Linked DNA regions of Homo sapiens: regions 1 and 2 are each linked to region 3. The links are chromatin loops, found by intact Hi-C in ENCODE. Cell type or tissue: GM12878. All regions are shown on one strand. Links, peaks and the distances in the headings refer to the core of each region. The heading gives the core; the rest is flanking DNA. Region 1 overlaps ANO3 (anoctamin 3). Region 2 overlaps ANO3 (anoctamin 3). Region 3 overlaps ANO3 (anoctamin 3).

Region 1 (10,667 bases), core at 298-5,297, 80 kb after region 3:
TCATGTGTCCAGATGATTTTGTTTCTAGATGATCCTAGATTGGTTGGCTTGTACCTTTGGCAAAAATCTGCTCCCTTATATCTGATTCTACCCATCAATAAATTATTAGCTATTTAAATTCAAAAATATATAGTAAAATAGACTGTTGATTTCCATCCAATAAGGGAAGAGGAACTCTTATTTTTAAAGTATAAAACAAGTAGCTACATTTTATCTTAGTCAGAGGAACAAATAAAAGACATTTCATCCTAGTGGGTTGTATTTCTTGTATTCTTCCATAAGGCAATATTCTCCTTTGCAAGCTAACTTTTCCACCTTCCTTATACATGTTATTAAGTGAATTCTTTGTGAGTCATCCCTGTCCTTAAATGTACCTTTCTCTGTTCAGAAAAGAAGAGATGTATTTACTGCATGATGACAAAAGCAACCTAGATGTAGTGTTTCCTTGGACGGCTTCCTTACTTTATCACTCTGCCATATGTGGATATTTCTTGTCTTCAGTGTTAAAATAATGCCAATGTGTGTTATTAGATATGTCCAAGTGAAAGAAGAAGTATCTGGATTTTTTTGGCATTCCTAGGCTGTTTTATGTCTAAAATCATAGGCTAGGAGAGAGACATATGTGTATACATCTAATAACTCTTAACACACTTGGTTCTTGCCAAAAGTGATGAGAAAATGCTGCCTCCAAACAAGATAACCATGTTTCTAAGTCTCTATCATCTTTATGGAACATTTAAAAGAATGAAAAACTAAACATTTGTTCTGAAATTAAAGTATAAACGAAACAGACTTTTCACATGTTCTTCATTCAAGATAAATCAGAAACTAACTTTACTAAGTTATGTTCTTGTAGTAAGGACATTGAGTGGCTTTGGATTTTGCACCCAGCCTTGTCAAAATTAATTGTATGGAGACCTCCACTCTGGAAAAGATGGAGTAAGAGGGATTGATTTTATCCCTATGCTGGAAACACCCCCAAAATGCACAAAATGTATAAAACAACAGATTACAAGATGGTAGACATCAGGCAAAAAAGGGCAATGATCCCTGAGAGACGGAAAACAAACAACGCTCACATTATTACTCCTCAGATTACTGCCTTGAAGAGTTCCCAGGGTGTAGAGAAGAATAACCTAGGCAGTACTCAGTGAGTATGTATGCAAGGAAACCATCTGTCAAGGAAAGCACCACTTGAGAGACTGGAGTCAGACCAGCCACTGGGAGCCCTCATTATGCACAGTGACTTGGGTAGCGTACACAGAAAGAGCATTAGAATTGTTAAAATTCATAAAGATTGACCACACCGAGGCTCGGTGACTACACAGAAAACTGGAATTCTCATATACCATGGGTGGGTATGTAAAAGATATAAACACATGGGAAAAGTTTTGCTTAACAGGGTTTTCATAGGCTAACCATATACCTATCACATGATCCAACCAGTCTACTCCTAGGTAATTACCCAAGAGAAATGACAGCATTTGTCCATATAAGGACTTGTAGATGAATGTTAATAGAAGACTTTTTTAAAATAGGCAACAATTTGAAACAATCCAAAATTTTGATAATAGGTAAAGAAATAAACAAACAGGGTATAGATATTATGGAATAATGTTCAGCAATAAAAATGATCTATTGATAAATGCTACATTATGAATGAATCTCAATACATATGCTGTGTGAAAGAAGCCAGAAAAAAATACATAAATACACAGGATTCAATTTACACAAGAATCTAGAAAATACAAATTTATCTATAATGACACAAAGCAGGTGGCTGCTAGAGCACAGGGGAAGGTCAGGGAGGCAGGGATTGAAAGGGCGTGAGGAAAATTTTGGAGAGGATATGTTCATTATCTTGATTATGCTAACGGTTTCACAGGTGCACGCATATAACAAAATATATCAATTCATACACTTTAAGTAGGTACATTTCATTACATGTTAATTACACTTCTATAAAACTGTTTTACAAACGAAAATAATAATGTAGAATTCAGTGTTTCTTAAACTTGAAGGAACATTGAAATCACCCAGGAAAATTTGAAATACACCGATATTCATGTTCCAATCCCAAAGATTCTGATTTAATTGTTCTGGGGTTGATCTGAGCTTCAGGAGTTTTAAAAGCCGTTCAGTTAATTCTAACAGGCAGCAATTTGGGGATTTTTTGAATGTTATTTCATTTTCTCCGTACCGATAGAAGTATTTTAACTTCATAAGTTTTCATGTAACGTACACATTTAGTAAGTAGCAATAGAAGTAATTGTTTGCTAAAAAGAATCTAGATATAATTACATGTGGAAGTTTATGTTTATCTATGGTGGCAAAAATCAGTTATAAAAACAAAGGAAGACAAAAATGTTCAAATAAAAGTATACTCGCTTTCTAATTGCAATAGACTGACATTTTATTCAGTTGTCAATGGCACTTATTAAGGTTGAAACTCTTGAGAACACTTAACTTTGGTAAAAAGCTATTGACTAGAGGACTTCTTACAGCCTGCTTCTCAGTACAGCTCAGGGAGGAGAATGTGAGGGTCCACACTCACCTTGGCATAGATACAGCTGTCGTTGAGTCTCTGCAGGGAGCAGTTCTTGTCACAGAGAGGGCACATAAAGACTTCAGTGGCTTTACAAATTTCTTGGCTTGAGAAAAAACAAAAACAAAAACAAAACAAAACATAGCATGAAACTGTGACTAAGAATTCACTTAGCCCCTACAGCAAATCCTGTTGGAACCAGCAAGGCAGAGAGGAAAAGGAGAAGAAATGGGAATAGTGGGGAGTGGTGGGCACTGTGGTGTGACTCCAATTCAAACACTTTAGAATATTTGTGATGCAAAAGTTTGGGATTCCTTCTTTAATTTTAGAAAATGCTGTCAAGATAATTGTGTGATAAATGGTGAAACTTTGTCTACAATGACACTTTTATACATGATTTCATGGCACTCAGGATAATCTTGTGCGGTATACCAATGGAGTTTTAGCCAAACTCGCAGGCTTGGAAGTGGCTGAGATGGAATCAAACCTATTTGGTTTTCTCAAGTCTGGTGATCACACAATTTATAACACCCACTGCAGTACATATTGTTGGTGCAGAATGTTCATTGGAGATTAAAATAATTGCTTTTTTATGTTTGCTTGTTGGGTTTTTTTTGCAGCACCTTGACATACACTGTCACAATGACATGCCATAGTTTATATTTATGTAAATATGTTCTCTAATAGAATGTAACTTTATGACACATCTCTTCAGTTTTATGTCCACTGCCTTTAAGAAAATTTCTCAGCATACATTTTAGATGACTTTGTGACAGCACTAACACATCAATAACAATTTCCGAAGAGCCTCAGACTCACAGTTCTCAGCAACTTATTTGCAGGACGCTTTGTGCCCTTTCCTCTCATACATGGCCCTTTCCCATTTAGTATCCCCTGAATTAACTCTTCTCTAGAAATGTTGAAAGGAATTTAAAGGCTTTAGAAAATGTGTCTGGATTCAGCTCTTAATACAAGTTTAATTGGCAATGTTTACAGCAAGATTTGTTGTTTTTACACATTTGTACTTGAACCAAAAAAAAGAATGCGTGTGAATTTCCATGTGTATTTCAAGTATGGGATGTATATAATCTCAAGCCAAAGTGGGGATCAATAGTAAGTAATGATACCACATAGTAACATGATGCTTTACAGCGGGCAAAGATGATTTTATGTCTGTCAAATTGTTTAGTCTTCACTCCAATCTTGGGTAATGGCAATTATCTCCAGTAAAAAGAGAAAAACAATGTTCAATTTAAGGAACTTGCTCAACATTATAGAGCTAGCTAGAGGTACTTCAGGGACCCCAAGCTTAGGTTTTCTGATTGTAGATCCAGTTCTCCATCAACTATATCTAAAAGAGAGATACAGTTTGTTTCATATTTTAAGGGAACTTTTCTATCAAGTAATAATTTATTAGTGATCACGATGATGAAATGGGTCTTACATATACTATAGCTCTTCTACTTTCACACTCATCATCTTACTAGTAATCAGGATGTCTACATAAAGTAGGAGAAAGCAGGTAAACTACACATTTTAAAAACCAAAAAGAAAGAGAAGATTATATCTCCTCTTATGTCAATACTAGTAATTTGTAGGAATAAGAACTATTAACACACTTCTTGAAAAAAATTGAAATGAGCTTTTTAACATAATTCATTGTTTCACAAATGATACAATTTGTCCTGCTTTAGAATCTTATACTAAAAAGGTATTGAAGTTTGTTTATATGACATAATCTTTCTCAATTTCCAAATGGAGTCAATCAAAAGCTCAGATTTATTGAAGCACCAAGTCTAGAATTCCAGAATCTTTTTACTGCTAGAATCATTACATTCATTTTCTGAAAGTTACTCAACATTCAACTTGATACATGGTACACAAAAATCATCACAAAACTTTTGACATTTTTTAGTCTAAAATATTTAAGAGTATCACAAGTTTCTTTGACTTTACTTAACCACTAGAGGGAGAGAGAGTTCCCATCATGAGTGTTTCTTAATTTCTTTTGCAGTGCTTGACAATCCAAACAACCACTCAAATTGTGGTTTTCTTTTGTTTTGTATTTATTGCTAAATATACACATCAAGTGTGATTCCAAAGAAATAATCATTACTACCAATTAAAGATAAAAGTAGCGATAAATTTTCTATATGGAGGTGGATGTTTGGACCCACTCACTTGAGGGTTCTCATGCTTCCTTATAATCCAGCTAACATGATAAAGAATGGAAGATAAAATATTTGCTTTGTGGTACACATTTTTGGGGAAAAGTGTGAAACTAGGTTTAAGGAAAACCAGTAGGGCATTATGGATAAATCATTGCTTTTAAAATCAGACATAATCATCAGAGAAATGCAAATCAAAACTACAATAAAAAATCACCTCACACCTGTTAGGATTGCTACTACTCTTTTAAAGAGTAAGTATTGGTGAGAATGCGGGGAAATTGTAATCCTGTACACTGCTGGTAGAAATCTAAAATGGTCCACTGCTATGAAAAACAGTAGGGAGGTTTCTCAAAAAATCAAAAATAGAATTACCATATGATTCAGCAATCCCACTTCTGGATACATATCCAAAAGAAATGAAATCATGATCTGGAAGTGCTGTCTGCACTCCCACATTTATTTCAGAATTATTAAAAATATCCAATATTTGGAAACAATCCAAATGTTTATTGACTGATGAATGAAGAAAGAAAATGTGGTATATATGTGTAATGCAATATTATTTGGTCTTAGAAAAGAAGGAAATCCTGCCATATGTGATAACATGGATAAACCTAGAGGAAATTATGCTAAGTGAATTAAGCCAGTCACAGAATAACCAATACTGAATAATTCAACTTATATGAGGTATATAAAATAGTCAAACTTATAAAAAACAGAGTTAAATGGTGGTTGCCATTGGCTAGGGGAAGGAGGGAATGGAGGGTAAAACGGATAAAAAGTTTCAGTTATGTAATATGAATAAATTCCAGAGAACTGCTGTATGACATTGTGCCTGTGGTCTATAATACTGTCTTGTGCACTTAAAAATTTATTAAGGGGGTAGATGTCACTCTGTGTTCTCATCACTAATAAATATTTATTAATAATCAATTGATAATTAAATATAAATTAATAAAACATTAATTAATTGTGTTAATTTATTTCTGTAATAATTATATATTAATCATAATCATATAATTGTTAATACTGTTGATAATTTTAAAAATCAGAAATAGGCTTGAAACTTAGCTGACCACTTACTAGATATATTGCCTGACAAAGTCATTTTTTTTTTAAAGGATCAATTTCTTCATCTTGTATGGGGATATCTAACTGGGATATTAGATTAAAAATTTTTACAATGTACTTTACACATTACAGGGACTTGATAAATGGAAGAAGCTTATTGCTAAGGACAGTGTCAAGAGAGGGCTTGGAAATCCTCTAAGAAACGACTTTTAAAAATCTGGTCAATATTGAGAACCACATTAATTTCTTGGTGAGTTCTGATGCTGAAGAGGCAATAATAGGCCAGAGAGTTGGGGCTTCAGCTCTGCTTCCTGGTTTCTGAAACCCAGGGCCTTAAAACCAGGCCACACGTGTCTGCCTGTTCATTTTCAAATTCCTGTATCTTTTCCCAGGCACAGATATGGCCATATTTGATTATGTAAGACCAGTGTATACATGTAAATATATACATGTATGTATATACAATCATCTAAAACCTGATTGTTATATACTTCTATAATTAAGTGCAGGGCAATTGAGAAACATGATCTTAATTTAGTTGGACATAACTTGTAGAAACATGATCAATAGAGCCACATCTGCATCTTTGGAACATTTTTCTACCCTGCAACAAGCAAAAAAGAGTTTAATAAAATTATGCTAACGTAAGTCCACACAAAATAAAAGCTTGCTCTCCTTCCCCCACCCACCATGATAACACCTACAACTCAACCACGTCTGACACCTTGAATGGAAAATTTCAGTCCCCAAATTTTCAGTCAAGATATTCAGTGCTGCTTATCTTGGTTTAGAATAGAAAGTCTGACAGGATCTTAATTATAGTGTGACAGAAGTGGGAGTAATATAATGCCATACAACACTGAAGAAAAGAGTTTACTAATGCCTTTTAGAACACTCCTTGTACCAAAGGTTAGAGAATAATTATCTCATACAAAAAGAGCCTAATTTACTCTATTGGTATATAAATCAATAGAAACAGCAAATCTATTCCCTTCATTCCTCTTTGTTCATTTTCAGCTTTGTAGTGGTGGAGTGGGGAAGTCTGTATCATATGCTAACATTTTGTTAATATGTTCTCCACGGGACCAACTTGAAGAGTAGCTGTTGAAGAATCATTTCCCATATTTTAAAATTTATCTTAAAAGTGTTTTTTTTTTTTTTCCAATTCATTGTAACTCTAAACCACAACCTTTCTTCTGAGCCCCGGATGTTACTGATACAACAGAATACGGGGAAATGCCGAAAAGGAGGATGGATGTTTCCGGTGGGCCGAAGTTTGTTCAGGAAGATGCTACCTTGCAGGATGGTAGTGAGTTTGCAAAACTCTGAAATAAACCCAAGACTAGATGAAATGGGTTTTTGCAGTAGGTGTTTCTTTGTTTTCATGCTATCTATCTTTTGGCATTCATGAAGAACAAGGGGACTTTGAGATATCAAATCAAGCAACTTGGTTATTGAATAGGATTTAATTCTAGGACAATAAAGCTGTTTTGTTTTTAAGCATAATTGTTATACTTATACATACATATACATATTATATTTGTTAAAGAAAATTCAGGGAAATTAATTGTTATGATCTCATGAAGCATATAACCTTAGCATTAACTGTCATGTTCAGTATTCAGTAGCAAGGCCATGGTTAAAAAATGGACCAAAAGAGAAGAAAGCATTGAGCTTTGAAAGAAAGGGGAGAGATATTTTTCATATTTTTAATTTTACCATACAAAGTCAAAGTTGATAATATACTCGTGATATATTAAATAGAACATGCTGTTAAGATTATTTAATGCTAGGGTGACTCTTGTCCTTGCTGAATAACAATGTGCTGTTCCTATTTCCAAATCTCAAGTCACTTCAACTTTAACAGAAGCATCACCATTTTGATATATGTTTGACTTTTGTCAAATCCGATTTCACTACCATTCCATATCTTAAGTGGATGCTAAGTAAAATTTATAAATATTTGTTCCTCCAGAGAGTAATAATAGGGTAGAAAGTATGTTACGTTTTGTCACGTACTCAGGAGAGTAGAGGAGGTTGCTTAGAGCAGGACTTATGTGGTATAATTGTTTTATTTAGACATCTTTAAGTATATTAGGTTCCCTCATGTGCAAAAAGAGCTATGCATCTCCCAGGGTGGTAGTGAAGGTTATAGCAAATGAAACAAGGTATTTGGAAGGACTTTGTAAATTATAAATTATAGCTTTTATAATGATTTGAATGAATATATCAAGAGGGCATTCTAGACTAACAAATGCTATGCAAATGTAAATCACACAAAGCTATCAAATTTTTGAATTATATGGTATATACTGGAAAGAGGAATTTTACATAAACATTCTTAGAAATTACTCAAGATAGTTTGCAAATAAAAGTATTAAAATGACCTTTTATAATTGTGTTCTCTTCCTACCAAAAACAAAAGCCAAAAAACAGAAATAGCAAATAAATTAAATTGTAGTATCATCAACCATTTGATTTTTTATAGTCAGCATTATCATTAAACTTTTGCCCATTCAGAAGACAAGCCAAATATTTTTAATAGGTCTCTTAATAGCCTACCTTACTTGACTATTATTCATTGTAAATAATCCATAGAAGAAAACGCACAAACCAACAATTGCTGCAGGAATCAACATTCCAGTATACCATCCCAGCCAAGCAAAGTATAGTCCAATCTTCTCACCAAAGTATAGCCTGCATGAGAAAGCAAATCCTTAGACTGAGTTAAGGCAACATAAGCAATATTACAAATATTGATGCCACACCTAGTCAGAATTTCAGATGGTAACTTGAAGCTACACTCAGTTCCTCCTCAGCTCCATCTAAAGTATCTAATACTCCTGCTTGTTAATTAATCCAATGATGGTAATGTTGTTTATTTTTAAACATTTTCAATATGGGGCAATTCTGTCACATGTATTTAGGTATATGCCATACTTCTTAACATGCTCATAAACCTGGCTTTTCTCCATCTTCCTACTAGCATCCCTTTTCATTTTTTCACATCACAGAGCTGCTCTAAACCATATAGCTTTCATGAAAATTAAGAAAAGGTCTCCCCTCTGGGTGGGTGCTGAGAGCAGGTTAGTTAGATTTCCCTCTCCATCTGCACCCTTCACCAGACACCCTTATGCTAGACACAATGTGCACCATTATGTCACATCTTCCTCAACAAAGCTCAACTCTGCAGTTTCCAAAGCACATGGCACTTACCCTGGTTAACGCTGTCCCTAAACTTACAAAAATGTATGGTAATTACCAGTCATTCTTCCATTCCTTTTCCTCCCTATACGATTGTAAGCTGCTAAAAGGTAGAGCTGTGTGTTGCTTCACTAGTACCCATCGCAGGAAGTATCGAAGGATGCTAAGAGAGTTAATGCGTTTAATTCCCCTCTAGTTGATGAATATCATTTAAATTGAAATGGCAGAGAAATAAGGCAGCTCGAATAACTACTCAGTTGCGCTTTCTTCACCTAACCTACTGCCGGTATTAAAGGCCTGGTTAAAAATGATAATTTCCTGACTTCTTTACCACTGTTTGGTCTCCATCTTCTAAAGACGGTTACTTAACACACACAGTTTTGTTCCTGCAATAAAGATGGGCACTTTAAAGTTCGTTTGGGCATATTGCACTGAGCAGTGATTCTTGATAAGAAGAAGATTCTCTTGTCATATTTCCTTAACAAGCCTTCTCTTCTCTGAAAACTATTCTCTTTCTGCTTCATTCTCTGTGTTGTGCCAATTAAATCTTTTGCATATTCTACTGGGTGCAGACCTGGAATAATCATCTGTCAAGCATCACTTCTCCAATTTTTTCATTTTATTTATCTCTCTCTCCTAGGAAACCCAGATCAATAGAACATTCATTTCTCATACAATAATAGTATTCTACTGTGAGATGGAAACTTATTATATTAATAGGTATTGAAAAAAAAACATTTGTTTGTTTGAACAAGTGTTCCTCTGTGGGGTGGAGCAAAGTTTTTAGCACATGTTACTAACACAGTAGAGGACCTTTATGATTTTGGTGACAGAGGGTTGCACAGACAAATCAGCTGATATAGACAGTATTATCTATATCAGTATGATATAGATAATGATATTTTAAATTACACATTGTTGAAGGTTAAGAGAAGCAACAATATTATTTGGCGAAGTATAGTCACCTAAGTAAAAGTAGATTTCAGATCTGTGTCAGGAGAAGAAGGAGCTGGTGCCATGTAAAAGAGGCTAATGAAAAATGTCCTTGCCTTAGAGCACTGGTACTCACAATCTTCTATGATTCCTGTGTTCCAAATAGAGCAAGGAGGAAGAGGGAGGAAGAGGGGGCTGCTACTGGGTAACTCCCCATCACACATCAACCACAGCTCTGTTTTTATCTGTTTTTTTTTTTTTTAATATTTGTGCCTTGTGTCATATTTCATTCAATGATATAATTCTGCTGCTGAAATAATTTCTATCATACAATGAAACCATGTGGAAATCTATGCTTTTAGAATTGTTTCCTTCAGTGACATTGTTTTCAAATACAAATGTCTCCAATACCTATTGTGTAATTTTTTAAATTGCCATACAAGAATTTTGCTAAGCAAGTTTTATAGCTGATGATTTTGAATGTGTGCTCTTTTTAGTTTCAAATATTTTTCATGGAAAAACAGATTGCAACTAAAATAGGCCTTAGCTACAAAATGTTTAAATTTATTTTTAAAATGGGAAAAACCACAGACACATGTCCAGAAATGGTTATTTATATACAAAAGGAATTGCCTGTATCTGACTTTCCATCCACTACTAAGGAACTACTTTATTCAGCATGAGACAATACAGGCTGTGCCTATGGGTCTCCATTATCCATAACCAAAGAGTATAAGGAAATT
Region 2 (10,667 bases), core at 2,873-7,872, 160 kb after region 3:
AAACTTAAAAATGCAAATTCTCAGGCCTCAACTGAAGCTACTGTTATCAGAAGCTCTGGGGGGAGGAGTCCAGTTATCTATTTTTTTAACCAGCCCTCTAGGTAATCCTGACATTCAGTAGCTGTGCAACCACTGTTGTATCTGTTTAGGAAGGGAACACACACATTTTGTTTAAAGATGATGTAGCCAGAATTTCTTAGAATGTGAGATTTGAACCTTAAATATCACTGAATTTAGTCTCTCATTTTACTGAAAGAAAAGTCCAAGGATAATTTTATTTTATATTTTAATTTAATAATTAGTGATAATTCTGCTTATCAATTTACTTTTATGATAGACATACATATTTCTTATGAATATTAAGTATAATTATGCAGCACATACTTTTGAAAAGTTTTCAAATATGAAGCTCCTTTTATACTGATAGCTGAGTATGTATTAATTTAGCTAAAATTAGGTGTAAGTATGGAAAATTGCAGTTTGTATTTCTCTCAAGATGGTTCAAGCAATGAATTGGTCTAGGTAATTTAACAGACTCTATTTCTCTGTGATTAATTTTGCCCATATTGATTTTGTGTTATTAAGGGGGAAGCAATAGTTTCCTATGAAGTGTCTTATGAAATCTGGCTCAATGAGCAATGTACCATCATAGAGTTACAAAAAAAGCTAGATTAATTTTTTTCAAATTGGACTTCAGATTGGATCCAAAACACCTGAGCTATCTGACCTTAGTTAACCGGATAAAGTGTGATGCTGAATACCATATGGTAAGACATGTATCCACGGGAAGAATAAAAATCATGAAGCAAATGTAAATACTCTACAAAACTTAAAAAATAAAAAAAACTAAGAAGGAAAGAAAATATTAATTGAATTTTCATTATGTAATGGTATTATACTAAGTGCTGTTTCTTAGACCATCTTATATTATTCTCTTTCCACCAATTTTTACTTTTTATTTAAATCATAGGTTCTCTAGTTTATCTAATGAAGACACAAAGCCAATTCTTAAAAGAATAGTCTGTGATGAAGCATACACTATGATTTTCTATTGGTTTTTCAATACAATAAACATTTTTAAATTTTATATGTGAACTTTAAATATTCCCTTAGTGGAAGTAATTTACAGAGAATACATTTGAGTAGAACTTTTCTCATCACTGATTTTTATATTTCTAATATTATATAAGAAATCATTTAAGTACTTATTTTTCATAAAGAACACTTATTTCCATATCAGTGATTATCTATGCTACATGATCTTATCTTTAACATAGATGTAGAAATGGAAATTTTCCCGATGGAAGCATCTGACATTTTTAAACCAAAACAAGAACTGAATCAAAATTAAGTTTCTTATTACCTTTAAAACTGTGAGAAAATAAAGACAGCAGGTTGAAAACATTTTGTTCCCTAGCTTACATCATAGTGAACTTCGTACCTGATGTGATTTATTTATTTTAACATTTAACACTATGAGATATGCTCCTTTAAGTTCAGATGTTTTTCTGACTTTCTATTTTGATGAAAACCAGTTAAAAATATTGTATAAAATTATTAAGAAAAATTGAAAATATTTTAAAGGTAAATATATTTTATGTTTTTGAATAAAAAACCATTTTAGAGTAGATGCTGTAATTATTTCAATGAAATCAATAAATACATTCAAAAAGACAAAACTTCAGAGGTGATATTTGGTTTACATGCAAGATAAACACAGATATTTTAAAAATAACACATTTAGATCATACTTTACTTTAAAATATATATCTAGTATTTTGAAATAACAGATACACTCAATTCCAATTCTGAAATCAATATTAATTTCTCTCAATTGGCTTCTCTACATATGTTTAAGAAAATAGAAAAATAGTATAGAATTCCTAGATTGATGCACTTTTAAACATACCACAGTCAGAATTCTGAGTTCAGCTGCATTTGGAATCCTTCATTGCTGACAACAGTCTCAAATGACAATCTTCTTTAAAGCACTCTTCAGTGTGACAACTGAAAGTTCTCCCTTTCACCGCCTGCTTTTTCCATTAACTAGAATGTTACATACTGAGTGCTACACAAAGCATTTGACTGGAGGGTTTTTAGCCTACTCTCTAAATGCCAGAGTTTGAATAATCATTTTTTTTTAAAGATAACTCATCTCTTTATAAGAACATCTGTATTTTTTATTAATTTCATTTTAGGAGTTGGTTATAGGGTGGAATAGGGGGCTGCTTTCATGTGTCATTGGTTAATGTCTATGCATGAGTCACCTAAGTGACATTTAATCATATAACGTCAGTGACATTTTTATGATTTTACTGTCAATTATTAATAATCTATTGTATGTGCCATTTGAGCTGGGCAGATTAACATGGGAGGTGGGAGGTGTGTTTCAGTTTGATAATAGTGGTCTGGAAAATACTAACTTTTTAAACGGTGAACTAGGTAACACTTTTTTGATAGCGGAGTGGAGTTCACCAGGAATTCCTGTAATTTTTTTTTCTGGTTTTAAAGGAAATTGCCTCATTTTCTTGTTCACTGGAGAAAGGTATAATGGAAAGCTTTGTGGTTTCTGAAAAATCCTGCCTGTGTTCAACTTGACATTGCATTGTATTGTCTCTGAGCTGCACATAATGATATGATTGTAATCTGAGAGCACAGGAATTAACTGTCACCTAAAGGTAAACAAGCAAATAAAATTGAATGCTTTTGTCCTCATTTACTTAACATCCACATAAGAGATGCAACAGAGGATTACATTTATTTCTGTTTTAAAAATGCCTCTGTAGGGCAGCTTGTAATTGGAACTGACAAGACACTGAACCTAAGAAGTAACCACTTAATGTATATGGTCTTGAGTTAATAAGCATGCTTTAAAATTGATTTTCTAGCAGGTTCAAGAAATAGAAAAAATAACTTCACACAATGTTTGAAACAGTTAAAGAACAAATGGTATATTACTCTAATATGTAGGTTTAAATTGTCTGTGGCATGAAGGGATTAATGAAAGCAAATGGGTTTCCGTGACTGAAACCCTCATCTGGAATCCTGGTTTGCATCATGCAAGAAGTCAACCACCACAAACAAAACAAGAATTAGTTTTTTAAAACAGAAGTGTCAGAAACTATTCAGTAAACACAACAGTGCTTTATTCTGTAGGTATTTTCTTCTCTACAGTGATAATTCCTCAAAATATTCATATTTTGATTGACTGGTGAGGTTAAGAAGGCTGTGTGCGGAAATACATGGAGAAAGATGACATGGGGAGATGAAGGGCTATAAGCCGCAAGCTAGGGACAAGTGTTTTAAAATTTATCAGGATCTAACTAAGCACAGGAGCCTCAATTTTATTATATTTTCTTAAGTATAAAACATTGAAAAAACCCACAATATTCATGCTGCCTAATAAACATAATTTTCCAGTAATGTGAACATGACCCCTAACTACCCAATTCACTTGTCTCATGGTTTCTATAGTCCCTTGCACACACCTCCATTACGTGCAGTGTAGCACAGTGCTTGACAGCATGGTCCCTGTATATAATTCCTGCCTCCTCCTTACCAGCTGTGTGATAACAGGAAAGTTACGTAGCCATCTAAGCCTTCATTTCCTCACCTATGAAATGGGGGTAAAAATAGACCTTACATTTTAGAGTTGTGATGATAGAAAAGTAGAAGTCATTAAAATCCCTGTTAAGATCCCTGGTAAATGTTAGCTGTTGTAATCATTTAACATTATTATTATTAATATTGAAACTTCCAATCCAGTGTTCACAGCCTGGAGGGCTTGGAGGTGACAGATTAAGGAGGTAGATTTGACTTTCAGTATGCTCAAATAACACGGTTTCTGATCTGTCTTCTCTGGCTGCTTTCATGTCTGAACAACTAGAGAACTATTTGATTTGAGCCTGTGATTGATTGAATGTTTAAATATCAAGTAGAACCATTATCTGCACCATTTAACTGGAATGCCCATACATTAATTTATTGAATTTACTTTCACATCCCATCAAACTATGTATACTTTTTTTGCAGAGAAGTTATTGCAGCTCTCATTTTAGAGCTAACATCCTTCAGGGAGGCTTAGGAGATATATCTTCCAAAATAAATTCTTAAGTACTCATGGGAAAAACAAATTGGTGATTCGAGAAACCTCTATGTGTTTAATTACTGAGACATTAGTGTCAGGGGAGAGAAAACACCTTTGACTTATTTTTTGTTTCTTTGTATCATATATGAAATACGACTTCCTAAATAGGCACATTTTTTTCCCCTTATAGTCTTTCTGGGAACTAAAGGCATCTACCCCAACAAATCCATCTCTCACCTAATTTCATTCTCTCAGGTAAATCGTCTCATGTCATGACTTCCTAGCCCTCTGCTATAGACATATTGCAGCTCTACACACAACTGTTGGCAGCTGTAGGAGCTTTTGTGCAGTTTTATTTGTTTTGTGATGGTGGTGGTGTTGCTGCTTATTTCATATTTTGATTGGTAAGGGGAGTTCCCATACTGTAATAGATTCAGTTGAAAATATTTAGTCTACTTATTATTATTTGATCCTAAGGAATAGAAACTTTCTATTATTTGACTACTTTTGTTGAGGTTTAGTGATATTATATTTGTAACAAATTATCTATTTTTACTTAGGGGTTTGTTGATACAAGAATAAATTACAAACAGGTCAATCTAGTTACAGGAGGTTGTAAATTAGCCACACAATTTAGAGCTGCCTTACTTCAGAGTAATGTTTCAGGGTTTTGGAAAGAGATAAATCTGAGAGTATATCTCAGAGATTGAACTGGACACAGAAAAGCCGAGTCTACAGTTAAAGAGACACACCACAGTGCAGCTCTGGTTCCACCTAGCTTACAGACTTGGGCAATAAACGTTTCTGTTAATTCCTTATTTTCTTGTTTGTCAAAATGAGAGTATTACTACCTAATGTCATTGAATTATTGTGAAACTTAAATTAGATAATGTATATAAAGTGCTTACCACAGCTTCTGGTGCAAAAGTGATCAGTGCATATTAGGACAAAGAAACTGAAATGCTTCTTACCATGGTTATTGGGCTAAAAAAGGTGAAGTCCTGAATGGCTATTGTCATGCCAGTGTAACAAAATGGAAAAACTGTTTGGAAAACAAGACTATCTTATTTTAAATCCTGGCTCAGTCATTTATTAGCTGTATGAGATTGTAAAAAGGTAATGATATTATAATATTTATGGCTTAAATCTATGAATACTTAAGTTTTATGTCCTTTGAATTTTACCACCCGGTGTTAAAAACTATAAACATCTCTTGTATATCATTCTAAATATTTTCCCCATGAAAACCAGCTAGATATTTTTATAGAATTGGCATTATACTGCACATTTTTTTACAGCCACTTTATTATATAATTATACACTGTGATCATGTCCTATTATCCTTAAATAGTTTAGAGATTTTCAACATAGTACTGCCTTGTCTGAGGGCATTACGAATTACTATTTTAAATGTTATCATTTACTCTTGACTCTGGAAGTGGTCCTCCCCCACCACAAATTACAATGTGAGAAACATTCTTAAACAGAATTATTTGGGCTAACTTCTTGCTTTTTTTTTTTTCTGTTTTTTTTTTGAGAGGGTCTCCCTCTCTCTCTCTCTCTCAGGTTGGAATGCAGTTGTATAACCATGGCTCACTGTAGCCTCCACCTCTCAGGCTCAAGTGATCCTCCTGCCTCAGTCTCCCGAGTAGTTGGGACTACAGGTATGTGCCACCATACCCGGATCATTTTTGTATTTTTTCTGTAGAAACAGGGTTTCACTGTGTATCTCAGCCTGTTCTCAAACTCCTGGGCTCACACTCCAGATTACTTATCTGCCCTCCTCAGCCTCCCAAAGTGCTGGGATTATAGGCATGAGCTACCACACCCAGAAATTTGGCTAACTTCTAATTGCATTCTCTGCATAAATTCCTAGAACTAATCAAAGGGCAAAATTACCTTTAGGTACTGAACCTTCCTTGTGAAATTGTTTTCCAGAAAATTTGGCTCAATGTACATATTGGCCAGCAAGGAATAAAAATGATAGCTTATAGTTTAAAAGTACAACAAAACCTAATACTGATATAAACAATTTCTAATTTCAAAAAACATTGCTTACATTTGTATTTCTGTAATTAATAGTACAGCTGATCGTTATATATGTTAAAATTACATTGCTTTTCAATTTATTTCATTCTTACATTATAAATTACATTATAATATCTGTGTGAATTAAGAATATTAGCCATTCTTCTGGCATATATATATTTTCCAGTATGTGAGCTGATCACCACATCTTAAGCTTGTCTCTTTTTGATTTTATCAGAATTTTGACACTGATATATTTAGTATCTAAATAGTAAGTCTATCCATGCTTAATTTTATCACTGATTTTAAAAGTCCACTTAAAAAGGCCATTTTTCTATTCTGTCATTAGAAAAATTGTTTATTTTTGTTTTGCTTTGTTTTCAATATATTCAGTTTGAGTATACCTCTTTAGCTCTTCAGTAATTCATTTGTTATGTGAGATGTCGTCTAAGAATATTTTAACTCTTTCCAAATAATTGACTAGTTGTTGTGAGAACATTTGAATGTTTTTAAATGATTAATATTTATTTCCTGATGTGAAATGCTACCTTTATCATAACATATACACCACTCCCTCACATGCGCCTGCACACACACATACATGCACACACCCAGGTTTAAGCAGTCTACAGAAAATTTGAAGCAACTCTGAAAACTCTTGTACTAAATCTTTTGGAAAATTTACACTAGCAATCAGCTAATGTAGAACAAGTCTTCACCATTTACTTAGAGAGGTTTCCGAGGGTCAAACTAAGTACTTAAATGGCACAAGGAAGGGAGATTCCTTTTAGGGTTGCAGGGAGGATAATGCCTTTTCAGTATTTCAGAGAATACAAAGACTCTGAAAACAGGACGAGATTACTTTGGACTGATTGAAAAGGAGACTTCTTAATGTTAGGTAAGAAGAGACATTTAAAAACATGGACAAAAAGATTAATAAGCCAAGGTGATTTTCTGTGTAACCCATGTTTTATATGAAAATTAAATATTTAGGATACCACTTAATAATATAAATAAAAGGTTACTTCAGGTACTAAAGTTAAATGAATATTAATATTTTCTTTAGAAACTGACTATCCCAAAAAGAAGTAAAATTTATTCTCTTAGTATTTCATGTATAATCTTGTCCATTAAAGCAGCCATATAGAGCCAAGTTAGTCATTCATCTTGTAGTTTGTCATCACCATCTCACAATATCTGGACAAAAATAGGAAGTAGCACATTCAGAATACTAAGTCCTATACACAATTTGAGGCAAAGAGCCATTTAGGCAAATGAAATAGTTCCTGACATCCACATAAAAGGTATGCTGTAGAAGACTACAAAAGCTATCTCTTTCTCACCTTCTCCATCATATGACCAGTGTCTCCAGTCCTAGAGAAAATTATTTCTAATACTCATTGAGATAAAGATGAGTACCATCTGCCAATGCCAGTTGACACAAAGTGAATGGCCTTGTGATCTAATTTTAATGAACTGCTAAAATATTCATGTCCAGATTTTCCTTGTCTATAACCTTCTTCCTGTTTGATTTGATACCCAATATCCTTTCAAAGGTGAAGTCACTGTAACTGAAAAATAGATTAATATTCTCAGACTCATTAATGGCAATATCTGTAGTTAATTTGGGCATCGTAAGTGACAGTGGTGGACCCGTGAAATATCCCAGCTGAGACCGAAAGAGCTACGCAGCTGAGCTTCACTAATGCCCACTACGGATGCCATGGATTCTTTACCGTAGGCTTATTCCTGCTAACCTAGATTAACTATAGATAATCCCTGTAAATTGACCACATCTAGAGGCCTCAGCTGGTATGTGGGATGTGGCTCCTTGGTGGAGAGAGGGATTCTAGTTTTGAGGATCACACAGTTTGGTGGTAGGACCTCATTATCTTCAAATGTTGTTCTCAGTGTTCTCCATATTCATGAAACAAGAAAAGACGATATTTACCCAAACCATCTTAAAAAGAATCCCCCTCATTTGCTCTAGAACTTTGCTTGCAGTCAGGCCAGGTCCTTCAGTCTATGGATTTTTGGGAATGTTCCTTTCCTTTCATTACAAAATGCTTCCTTAAATTGCTTAGCCACATAGGGATGAAAAAGCCTTTTGTCAAGAGGTAAGACAGAAAGTAAATTGGTCTTAAAGAAAAGTTTTATAAAAGAAATATCTGCACTCCCATATTTATTGCAACAGTATTCACAACAGCCAAGACTTGGAAGCAACCCAAGTGTCCATCAACAGGCGAATGGATAAAAAAAAAAAAAGTGGAACATATACACAATGGAGTACTATTCAGCCATAAAAGAATGAGACCCTGTCATTTGCAACACTATGGATGGAACTGGAGGTCATTATGCTAAAGGAAATCAGTCAGGCACAGAAAGACAGACTTTTCATCTTCTCACTTATTTGTGAGAGCTAAAAATTAAAACAATTAACTCAGAGATAGAAAGTAGAATGATGATTACCAGGGTTTGGGAAATGTAGGGCAAGGGGAGAGGGGATGATTAAATGGGCACAAAAAATATTTTGAAAGAAGGAATAAGATCTATTATCTGATAGCACAATAGGGTGACTATAGTCAATACTGATTTACTTGTACATTTTAAAGAGTATAATTGGATTGCTTGTAACACAAAGGATAAATGCGTGAGGTGATGGATACCTCATTTATCCCAATGTAATTATTATATTTTGTATGCCTGTATCAATATATCCCATATACCTCATAAATATATACATTTACTCTGTACCCAGAAAAATTAAACTGTTTAAAACATTGCATGTTTGTGACTGCTGTTAACTATAAACACATTTTGATTAATAGTAATCTTGGAATTTTACCTTGATTTAATGTTTTCACAAGGAAGGCACTTTTGTAAATAGAGTTTTTAAAAAAAACAATTTTAGAAAGTTTTAGATAGGTTGCTTAAATACCATGTGATTTCAGTTATGCTATTTAAAATATACTTGGGCTCCATAGAATTAAATGCATGCTGTGAATATGCTGTGTCAAACTCTGCGACAATTTTGCAAATCTTCCTAGACACTGAGGAAGAATTAACTTCATATTAACAATCATTGGTATTAGCCAATGTGTTATTCTTTAACATTTGTGGTTGTCTCCATTATCTCTTGCAGAGAGACAAACCATCCCCAAACAACTCTTTGGCTCATGATTCTGTGCACAGGCTGGACTCAGCGGGGTAGCTCTTCTGGTCTCAGTTGCGATTTTTCATAGGTCTGATTTTCCTGGCCTTTGCTGTTGGATTCTCTCATCTCTCTCTGCCTCATTTGGGGCAACTGTGCTTATGAGCCTCTGGTCCCTGTGGTCTCTTCTCCTCCTCAAGACTAGCTCTGACTTATTCACATGGTAAAGGGAGAATCCCAAGAGAAAGAATGGGAGTTGAAGACCTTTTGAGTTCAAGGCTCAGTGCTGGCATAATGTTACTCCTGCAACAGTCTACTGACAAACATGAGGACCAAGGCCTGTTCAATAGACTCTATCTCTTGATGGGAAAAGCTGCAAAATCTCATTGAAAATAGAGTGGATACAGGAAAGAAAAGATTGTGGCCAATTTTATATCTACCACAATGCCTCTGAAATATTTAAATATAACTCCTATTGTAAAGCTTGAGGCTAACTAAATACAGATTTAAACCATGTTTAGTGCTGCCTCTAATTTCTAGAATCTCATGGATTTCCCAATTGATATGCATGTCTGAATTCCTAAACTGCATCCCAGTTAGTACTTGGATAGCAAAAGCTATTTACTGTTTGCCATATTGGTCCTAAAGTACCATACCAAGCTTTGTGCATTATAATTTCACAATAAATAAAGTATCTTATTTATCAATGTCCCTTCATCATAGTAGATATCAAAATTATAGATCCTTTTGATCTGTAAAATTTTGAATAATTTCAGTATAAATAACATGCTAAAAACTTATGATTTGAAGCAAGATATTCTAAAGATACAATGCATTGTTCTGAAGATTAATTCTACAGCAAACTATAGTTACTCATAAATACATTAGCTTACAAAATTATTACAAACAGTGCATATGTACCTGACAAAAATTAAAATTCACTACCCCAACTCAACTCAGAAAATGTTTGCACAATGATTGATAAACCAAATGTTTAAACACATATACAGTCTATTTACACAACTCCTAGTAAATTAGTCAGATGTTTTTCTGTATTTCTTTGTTTTTACGTTTCATAACTCAACAGTGCTTCCTCATAAATTCAATATAAGACATCAGGTTGCAGGACTTGGGGTTATTTCCTATTATTTTAGTGTTTGGCTGATGGCAAGCTTGTTAGAAAGCTTTGTTTTCTGTAATTTAATACTTGTTATTACTCACTATGTAGTTTGTATTAGGAGTTACTTTCCCCCCTTCAAGTCTGTGCCCCCTTTCTGTTGACTCCTCATAAATTTGCTTTGTCATCACTAAAATGATCTCTTTGCAAATGAGTAACTTTTGTGTAGAAATAAAATATTGGTTACATTGCATAATATGCACAATGTAGATTACAACAAGCAC
Region 3 (10,667 bases), core at 3,591-8,590:
CAGGCTCTGAAAGGTTTAATTTACACATGGGCAGACATTTAGTAAGGAGCAGAACAGGAATTGAGCCATCATTTGTCTGATTACCAAGACCAAATTCTTAAGCACTACTCACGCCACCTCTAGCTTTCCTCTTTGTAACTAGACATAAGGCAAGTTTGAAAATAATGTGCTCACGGGTATCCTAGTTCCATGAAGTTGTTCCATATTTGCTTCAAAAACATGATGACACCCATCTGGAGGCAGAGGTCTATCAAACAGCCACTAGGATGACACTGAAATAGAACATAAGAGCAATAATGATATTGGTCTTCTTCCCAGTAGGCTCAGACATGCCCACCATTAAATTGTACAGCAAATTTTAAAGCTGGGTCACACCATCTCATGCATAAAGAAAATAAAAACAAGAAAGAAACAGCATGTATGAGGGCACTTGATGAGGGAATTCTTCAGTAATTATAACGAAATATCAATCAAAATTATAATAGCAATAACAAAAAATCTAACTTTTAGTGAGTACTTACTATCTGCCAAGCTCTGTGTTAGGCATGATCACATTTAATGAATGCTATGGAATATTATATATCCATTAACAATCAGGTAATAGAAAATAGTTAATTCTATGGCATAATGTTTATAATATATTGTTTTTAATAACCTTTTTATTTCAGAATAAGTTTAGATGTACAGACAACTTGCAAAGATAGTACAGAGTTCCCATACACTCCTTACACAGTTCTAGCTGTCGCTCCATACATTACCATGGTATATTTGACAAAGCTAAGAAAATGATATTAGTAGATTACAATTAGCTAAACGCAAAGCTCTCTTTGGATTTCACCAGTTTTCCTCTCTTTGCTCCAGGATCCAACCCCACATACCCTATGGTATTTATTCTTCCTATCTCCCCAGTCTCCTCTGGTCTGAACAGCTTCTCAGTTTTTCATAACTTTAAATGTTTGAAGATTGCCGGATGTGTACCCTGTGGAATGTCCCACAATCTAAGTTTGTCTAATGGTTTTTCTTATGTTTAGACCAGGGTTATGTGTTTTGGAGAGACCAATCACAAAGGTGAAGTGCTATTTTCCTCACATCGTATCAGGGATATATGAGAAGCACATGACATCACTGGTGATGTTAATTGGTTAGTGTTTTCCAATTTTTTTTTCCACTGGAAAGCTGCTCATTTTTCCCTTTTTCTGTTCTATTTTTTAGAAGGGAGCCACTAAGTCTAGCCCATTCTCAAGATGGTGGGGAGGTGTTGAATTCTACCTCCTGGAAAGGAAGTATCTACCTATATTATAATGCATTTTTAAGTGATAAATGCAACACCACAAAAATAATTCATCAGTATGATCCTATTCTTTCGTCTGTGCTTTTCTGCTTTTTTAGATTTTCAATAAGTTAGTATTAGAGACCCATACAAACAAAAACGTGATTTCAACAAAAATCACAACCGATGTGTTTTACTTGAAAACTTTGCAGTATTCAAGATATTTGGGTGGGAAGGCGTGGGTCTGTTTCTTTAGAAATGGGTACATGTCCTGCTCATAAGGAAGACAGTCTTCTCTATGGCTTTGATCCACAGTTTCTATTTCTATCAAATTGGTACTAGTGGAACTTCAAAGAGAACAAATAAGACACAAAGAGCCTGCTTTTCCTGTTCCAGCCCAGTAATTTAAGACTCCCTAATCTGAGCCTGAGAGAGGATTTGCAAATGGTCATGCTTACTGCATGAAGAGGTCTAAATTCTCGCATCCAAGCAAACCTCTTTTTCTAGGATGAATTTAGCATTTCCTGAACTCTCCCAAATATATCTGATAAATGGGTTCACTGGAATGACTGAGGCAGAGTAATTATTAAGCTACGGGGGCAAATCACAGATCACAGCTGCAAGCTGAAGCTCTTCATTTTTGTAGAGACTCAGAGGCAAGCTGACTTGCCCAAGGCCATACAGTGTTGACTGGTGCTGTGGAAATGAAAGGCTTGTCCCCATTTCCCCAATCCATTGCTCTTTTATATTATACTAAGGATGAATTCCATTTACCAATGTGTTTGCTGCCTTGAAGTGTGGGTTTAACACAAACATTATTTTGTGGGATGGGAAAAAGAAGATGATCATAGGATCATGTGATTGGTTCGCTACCCACAAAGGATAGGCCAAAGTGGGGTGGCTGGAAGACAGGCCATTTATAATTTTGTTGAAATTAAGCCTTGATGACTTTATGATTTATAAGGAAGAGAAGGGGGTCCAATAGTTTTTGTGGGTTTGTCCATTCACATAATGGTGGTCTTGCACTAAAGCCAGTCTATCAAAACTCTAAATTTCATTTGGTAGAAAAAGCCCATACTTGGAATGTGTAAAAGGGCATGAGTGAGTGTGCAGAAGACACAGGCATTCATTCCAATTGCACCACCCAAATCATATCACCCTGGACAAGCCAAACTAGATGCTGTAGTGTATTTTTCTCTTACTCCTTGTGAGAACCTGGCAGGGTAGTTGTTGGTATCTTCACTCTGCAGATGATAAAGCTAAGTGACAGAAAGAACTGTCAGACTCCAATACCCAGGTTCCTTCACTTACTTTAGTATGCTTACTCTAAATCCAGCATAGAAGTGTGAGCCAGCAATCAGACAGCAATTTCTCAGCAAAATAAATTTTCATTATGTCTTTGATTATACCTACACGCCATCCTACTCGTGGCTGGAAAGCACAGTGTTCAGAGCACAGACTCTGAAGCTACACTGAAAAGATTTAAATCATAACTTCATCAGTGTTTATGTTTGTACAATTGTAGGGAAATTACATTTGCAATTGCAGGCACTGCACATCTGTGACTTTGTTTCCTGATCTGTAAAATGGATATAATAATAGAACTGTGAGGATTAAATGCATTAATATACAGAGAGCACTTAGAAACAATTGCTGGAGTACACTAGCATGTAGTAAGCCCTCAATAAATCTTAGCTATTATTAAAAACTTTTTCATATTGATTTCATAAAAAATATTAATGTGAGATATTATATAGTTGTAGTAAAAGATTCACAAGTCTAGCTTAGCCAGTTCACAAATATCCTAAAACAAACCATAGCACTTTTTAAATTTTGTAATTATGGCTATCATTAATTGTAACTATTATTTTACATACACAATCTAATTTAATATACCAATCACCAGTATTACTGGGATAGCTATTCTTTATTTTTTCTGTTGTTTAGGGACAGAGTCTTGGTCTCTCACCCAAGCTGGAGTGCAGTGGTACGATCATGGCTCACTGCATCCTCGAACTCCTGGGCTCAAGGGATCTTCCCACCTCAGCTTCCTGAGTAGCTGGGACTAGAAGCATGTGCCACCACACCCGGCTAATTTTTATTTTTTTTAAATAAAGACAGGGTCTCACCATTTTGCCCAGACCGGTCTCAAACTCTTGGCCTCAAGCAATCATCCTGCCTTGGCCTCCTAAAGTGTTGGGACTACAGGTGTGAGCCACAGGGCCAGGCAAGATAGCTATTCTTATCACCAATTTACAAAAGAGGAAACTGAGATTTATAGATATTAAATCATGCATCTGGGTGGGAAGAATTAGAATATAGACTGCCAGTCTCCAAAGATAAAATATTTGTTATGTTTTATTGCTATGCCCTGTTCTTCAAGGCTATGAACAGAAATATAAAATGTTCAAGAAAAATATGAAAAATATTATCCATCTCATTCATAATTATAGAAACTAAAATCACTGGCTATTAGATTGGTAAAAGTGAAAATTCTACCATTGGCTAAATACTGAAGAAGCAGGCTCACACAGTCTAGGTAGGGGTGGCATTTGGAGGCCCATTTCTCAGTCTCAGTGAAAATATACAATATGCTTATCCTGTAACCCAACAATACTACTCCTGGGCAGTTTTTCCATATAACATACATATTGTAAATCAATAAAGAAATATGAGTCTTAGGCAGGTACTTTTATATAATTACATGTTGGTGTTTCCAGTATGATGTCTTTTGGACTAAAAGGAAACCTAACATATTTAAAAGTTTGAAAATTTACCTAATGAATAATAATAATTTAAAAAAAAAGGAAAATTACTGGAGCTAAATTCCTGGGGTCTGTAAATAAAAGAAATTGATGTGATTAAAAAAATAGAGCTGAGGTGAGAATCTTGGGGTTTAACTTTTCAGTTCACCCCCTTTTTTGAAAAGATGTAGTTGCTTCCTTTCTGAACAATGTGTCGTCTTCAATATCCATAAAGTTCCCTGAACTTCTCCTTTCTTCAGCTCCCTTCCTCCCGCAGTAACTGGCCCATATCCATGCCCATTCCTGCACCCACACTCCCAAAGTTACTTACTTCCTCCAGTCTCCACCGGTCAAAAAGTTTATTGTATTTTCCTGGGTGGCCTACGAATCTGTAAGAAGACATTTTAGTTCATTAGCATTTAAGTGGGGTTCACTGAAGAACATCTACTTAGGCATCACAACGAGTGCATGTGTGGGTAGACATAAACGCTCACTGGTGCAATCTGTCCCCAGTTGACTTCTGCTATCTTAAACATCAAAGTATCTGACTTACAAAGGAAAAAGTGATGCGTGAACTAATGGGTCAAGAAAGTACAGACAAACCAACTGGATGACATTTCCGACCCTCACATAGAGAGTCTTAACGTTTTGTTGACCTAGTTAATGACTATTACAATAATGTGCTGCATTGTTTGATCCAAAATGTTTCTATCTTTAGTATGTTTCCATGGCATTGGATGGAGTGTTAAGCATATGGCAAAGCAGAATCATTAGTTTAATATGCTGCTTTTTTCATATTTTGCACTAAAGGTGGAAAAATGTTAAGATGATAGGTAGAAGAGGTTTCCACATTAAGGAATTATAACCCAAGGTCACACAAAAATTCTTTGCTTCTTTAACAAAATTGTTACTGATGATGAAACAGACATAATTCAGCTCAAATGCAGCAAATAGGTTTTATTTTTTTGTGCCAACTTTAGCTGCTGGTGGCTGTCAGAAATCATTTGAGTAAGAACAGTAATCGTCAATTAAACTATTGACTGTGTTTTTCACTCTGCGAAGATAATGTACAAAAAGTTGACTTACCTTCCCAAAAAGAAAGCGATATAGAAGATGGAACTGTTTAAATTGACAAACTGGAAGAGGAACATCTTCAGGGCGAAGCTGTTTTCCCACTCTGATTCTGTTCGAGGATATTCTAAAAGGAACACAGGTTGCATTGACACAGGTGAGGTGAGGTGAATATCAAGACTCTGGACATGGAGGCAGAAACCCCAAGTTCAAGTTTGTCTTTTTAATTTAATTTTTTTTTTTTTTTTTTGGAAATGGAGTCTCACTCTCTGTTGCCCAGGCTGGAATACAGTGGCACAATCTTGGCTCACTGCAACCTGTGCCTCCCAGGTTCAAGCAATTCTTCTGGCTCAGCCTCCCAAGTAGCTGGGATTATAAGCGCCCGCCACCATGCCTGGCTAATTTTTTGTATTTTTAGTAGAAGTGGGGGTTTCACCATGTTCGCCACGGTGGTCTCGAACTCCTGACCTCAGGTGATCTGCTGGCCTCGGCCTCCCAAAATGCTAGGATTACAGGCGTGAGCCACCATGCCTTGCCAAGTTTTTTAGTTCTATGAGGCACTTAGTTTTGCTGATTTCTAGCATCTGTGTCTGTAAAATGTGAATGATAATATCTACTGTTCACACTTGATGAAAGGACTTCGTAAGATAATCTTTAGACTTTCCCCACATCTACAAAATCATGTTATTAATACATAAAGATTTTCAGGATTCTCTCTGCTATCATCATTTAGTAGTAACCATACATAATGGATCAATCATTCACTCAAACTGGCTACACTCAATATAAGGGCCTAAACTGTCCACAGAGTTCTCTGAAGAATGAATATTTTGTGTACAGACGGAAGTGGAATGGCAAAGAGAAAAAATGGTAAAGAGGTAAAGAGAAAAGAGAAATCAGTTAGGAGAGCTGAGCTCTTATCTCAGCCTTGCACCTGACTGGCAGGTAATCTCAGGCAGGTCTCTTCACTATTTTTTTGCAGTCAGTTTGGTCATCTATAGAATAAGGGATTTAGACAAGATGATTTCTAAAAACCCTGTCGACTCTAACATCTTATGGTTTTATAATGCTTAAAAGAAAAAAATAAGGACTGCCTGTACTGCAGCCTTAGTACTCAAATGAGTGATAGAAAATAGATACGTCTCATCTAACATATATTTTAACGTAATTGAAGAATTCAATAAAGATGGAAAATAGATAGGATCTCATTTAAGGAAAACATACACCAACACATGCACTAGCCCAATCACATGGAAGGAGGAAGGCATAGGTCCTGGGGAACTCCAAGTCCAAAGGCGGTAGTTGCCAAAAGTAGGAAGGGTCTGTGGGCCACCCAGAAGGTGACTGGCAAGTGTGCCTCAGTAAGAACAGTCAGTAAGAACTTGTCCCCACGGGTTTTGACATGTCATGCTTTCACTGTTGTTTCTCTCTAGTTTACAAATTTAGTTCATTAACACAAAACTTATTTAGAAAAGAGGATGTAGATTTTTAGGTACTTTTTATTGTGTAGATTAGTTTTGGTTCTTCATTTCTAATTTTATTTCAGCATTGTCCACAAATGTGTCCTGCCTGATTTCTGCTTTGAGGCAAAAAGTTGTGATGTCATTTGTGGCTAAATTGTGTGGATAAGTTTTGTCAATGTATCAAGTGCCTGAAAATAATATTTGTGTTCCTGTTGGGCATATGGTTTGTGTGTGTGTGTGTGTGTTTGTACATATATAGAGACAGACATATATTATATATATATAAAACGTATATTTTTTATATATTTATATATTATATATATTTTATATATATATAAATTTTTTTTTTCTTGAGATGGAGTCTCACTCTGTTGCCCAGGCTGGACTACAATGGCACAATCTCGGCTCACTGCAACCTCTGCCTCCCAGGTTCAAGTGATTCTTCTGCCTCAGCCTCCTGAGTAGCTGGGATTACAGGCAGGTGTCACCACGCCCGGCTAAGTTTTGTATTTTTTGGCAGAGACAGGGTTTCAACATGTTGGCCAGACTGGTCTCGAACTCCTGACTGCTAGGATTACAAGAGTGACTCACCGCATCCAGTCTGGTTTGTACATATTTTTAAAGAAGGATGTCAGATATGACAGTCAAACACTGTGTATCTTTTTTTTTTTTTCTTGAGATGGAGTCTCACTTTGTCGCCCAGGCTGGATTGTAGCATGGCAATCTTGGCTCACTGCAACCTCCACCTCCCGGGTTCGAGAGATTCTTCTGCTTCAGCCTCCCAAGTAGCTGGGATTACAGGCGCCCGACACCATGCTTGGCTAACTTTTTTTGGTGGGGAGGTATTTTTAGTAGAGACGGGGTTTCACCATATTGGCCAGGCTGGTTTTGAACTCCTGACCTCAAGTGATCTGGCTGCCTCGGCCTCCCAAAGTGCTGAGATCACAGGCGTGAACCACCATGCCCGGTCTAAATACTGTATATATTTACTTATGTTTTGGCTATGGATTTTTCAGTTCTTTTCTATCATTTTTTTGCTATCTATACTTTAAAGCTTCTTAAAGATGCATAGAGATCATGATTATTATACTGACATGTTAGTTCATTTACTAGTATGCAGTATTCCTCTTTGCCTCTAGTTTCCCTAATATTAACCTGATGACATTTGATTTTACTGTTACTATTTTCTTGATATATGTGCTTTTACTCCTCAAGTGTCAGTCATTTTTCAGCTTTTTAAATTCAGTTGTGTTTCTTTTCATTATCATCTAGCTGGATTTTATTTTTTGAAGTTTAATCTGTGTTCCAGTTTCCAAATGGCAATTATTCTTACAGATAATTGAAAGATAGATGGATAGATAGGTAGGTCTGGAGATAAATACAAACACACTTTTAAAAATTTGTTTAATGATTTGTTTCATCTTTTCTTCTCTATTTGTTATATTGATCATGATTCTCACTATTTTATTTATTTTTAATGTATAAATATTGCCTTATATAGAAGAAAATATTTTAGTTTTTCCTTCAAAGAAGCTACAAAAACAATAAAATAAACAAAATAAAATGAAAGAACAAAAATAAACAATAAAATGTTTTCAAATCTTCAATAAAATAGAATGATTCTTGAACATGTAATATTGACTAACATTTATGAAGTCTAGTTATGAGAAAAGAGAGAAGACTCCACCACCCCAAATAAAAGATGTACAAACACTGTACTGAAGAGATTAACATTACTAAACATCCTATCAATAATTTTCAGTTGACAAGTTAAAACATTTATATATAATAAACAATTACCTACATAAATAGGACTTTTCAAAAAATGGCTCAAAAATAGGTAGGTACTCTTCAAAAAACTAATTACCAGTGCATTAACTAAAAAAAAAAAGAAAATGTAAATATCTACCTCAGAATGACATAATGCCTGAATAGTCATATGGGTTGATTCTATGAAACTCTTATTAAATAACAAATTTGCCTTTTGTATGTTTCAGAAAATATAAAATAATTAAAGTAATTCAACTTGCTTGGTGAGATTAACGTAATATTGACTTAATACAGCATAGTGTAACAAGGCCAATGCAAGGACACTATAACCCACTTTCATTTATAAATTTACCACAGAATTCCTTACTCAACAATGTAATAAAAGAAAAGAAAACTATATCTCGACTAAGCCTAGTGGCATAAGGCTAAATGCCTTCAAAGTCCAAAAACTTAACAATGAGGGGCAGAGAGTTTTGGTTTAATTACAAGCTAGAGAGTATGTAATTATCTAAATGCCTTATAAACTGTTTTTTATAAAACTGTGTGATAATAAAAGCTACATGTACACAAGAAAAGTGTTTGGATAGTTTGGATATCCTAAAACAGGATTTAGTAATAGACTTCATCCTCCCAAAGTAAGACTTTCTCTGAAAGTTCATGTTTTCCTGATTAATGTCAAGTGACAATAATAAAGGAATCTATGTGGCCAACTAAAGTGACTCTTCTATGCGAAGCCAAACTGAAGATGTAAAGTACTCCAAATTGTCCTGTGAGAAATGCCAGTGAAGACAAATAATACTTTAAAACATTGTCAAGAAAATTAAAGTTTTAAACTCTGGTTTTTACAATTAATTATATAAGGAGAACCACATACCTCTAAATCTTATATTCAACACATTTATTTGTGGGCCATTCTTGATATATTTATTATCATTAATTTTTCATCCACTCTTCTGACAAGTGTTTATTGGGCTGCTATTTCATACTGGAACAGACTTGATACTATCTACACTATGATGATGGGGACTGAACTTATCTTCTTGTTACTTGTGAGATTTGCATAATTTCTGACACTAAAACCCTTCAAGGACAGCGCAAGTAAAAATCTACAAACTATTTTTACTTAAAATCCCATTGGAAATTCCTAAATAAAATATAGCAGATTTAGGCCTGGTGCAGTGGCTCATGCCTGTAGTACTAGCACTTTGAGAGGCCAAGGCGGGCAGATCACCTGAGGTCGGCAGTTCGAGACCAGCCTGACTAACATGGAGAAACCCTGTCTCTACTAAAAATACAAAATTAGCCAGGCGTGGAGGTGCACGCCTGTAATCCCAGCTACTCGGGAGGCTGAGGCAAGAGGACTGCTTGAACCTGAGAGGCGGAGGTTGCGGTGAGTCGAGATTGCACCATTGCCTTCCAGCCTGGGCAACAAGAGCAAAACTCTGTCTCAAAAGAAAAAAAAATAGCAGGTTTAATTCAACAGTTTATTAAAGGAATAATGCATCTTGATAGTCTAATGGTCTGTCTCCCTATCACGTTGTCTAAAATATTAGGTCCTCCATACATATTTCTTTTATGGATGAACGCATGCCAAACTTTGTACCTAAGGATTGAAAGAATCAGAAGTAAGTACATTCAATTCTTGGCCGTAAGAATTTTTTAGTCTTGTAAAGAAAGTAGATAGATAGATAGATAGATAGGAATAATGTAATAGATGCAGTAATGAAAGGAATCACAAACAGCTAAAGGAACATTGTAGAGTGAAGGACTGAGAAGTCAACAAAGGTTTCACAGAGGCGAGCTCTGATATAAGAAAAGATTACTATGATTTTACTGGGAGAAATCATTCTAAATGGTAGTAAGGTTATATACCAAGTTGGAGACATGCTGAGTGCTATTCAGTTGCTTTACCCATTCTGATGAAGATTACAATGTTCCCAGCAGAATGGCATTTTGCTAGAAGTGGAGGATTGTTACATTGGTAGCAGTTAAACTGGTGTCCACAGTGAACTACTCCTCCAAGTATACATACCCTAGTGTAGTTGCCTCCAACCTTGACTCTGACTTGCCTTCACCAAGAGGAGATTGGATATGCAAGTAAAATGCAAGCAGAAGCTGGATAAGCACTTGTGTATAGGGGCTTGTCTTCCTGGAAGCCAGTTGACATGTAAGATGTCCTATCATACTGCTATAAGCAAGCTAGCCAGGTAGAGGCACATAGAGGAGAAGAAGGCTGAAGACACCAGCTATCCCAATAATTCCATATGAGGAAACAGATGTGATTGAAGAGGCCCTCTTACACACCAGCCCCAGCAGATACCATATGGACCAGAAAAATCACATAGCAGG

What was found. A loop is a pair of places that touch in the nucleus more often than their neighbours do. Peaks named below come from ENCODE experiments on the same cell type or tissue, not always from the same donor. Only the 100,000 strongest peaks of a DNase experiment are listed, where the experiment ranks them.
Region 1: it touches region 3 in a loop (2.0-fold over the local background); 5 of 110 quality-filtered maps call a loop at or near these places.
Region 2: it touches region 3 in a loop (2.0-fold over the local background); 2 of 110 quality-filtered maps call a loop at or near these places.

The regions. Positions count from the first base shown.
Region 1 is chr11:26,545,233-26,555,899 of GRCh38, reverse strand. ANO3 (anoctamin 3) reads right to left here. Exons shown (of 27, transcript NM_031418.4): 12 at 8,350-8,484; 13 at 2,555-2,651. Among named protein-coding and RNA genes, the nearest start is that of MUC15, 22 kb to the left of the region's middle. In GM12878, for the core only: no CTCF peak of the experiment used is centred there; no DNase peak of the experiment used is centred there.
Region 2 is chr11:26,465,371-26,476,037 of GRCh38, reverse strand. The region is part of intron 4 of ANO3 (anoctamin 3); the gene reads right to left. Among named protein-coding and RNA genes, the nearest start is that of MUC15, 100 kb to the left of the region's middle. In GM12878, for the core only: a CTCF peak has its summit at 4,856; no DNase peak of the experiment used is centred there.
Region 3 is chr11:26,628,749-26,639,415 of GRCh38, reverse strand. ANO3 (anoctamin 3) reads right to left here. Exons shown (of 27, transcript NM_031418.4): 19 at 5,101-5,212; 20 at 4,346-4,403; 21 at 175-272. Among named protein-coding and RNA genes, the nearest start is that of MUC15, 62 kb to the right of the region's middle. In GM12878, for the core only: no CTCF peak of the experiment used is centred there; a DNase peak (open chromatin) is centred at 6,565; H3K27ac peaks cover 812 bases.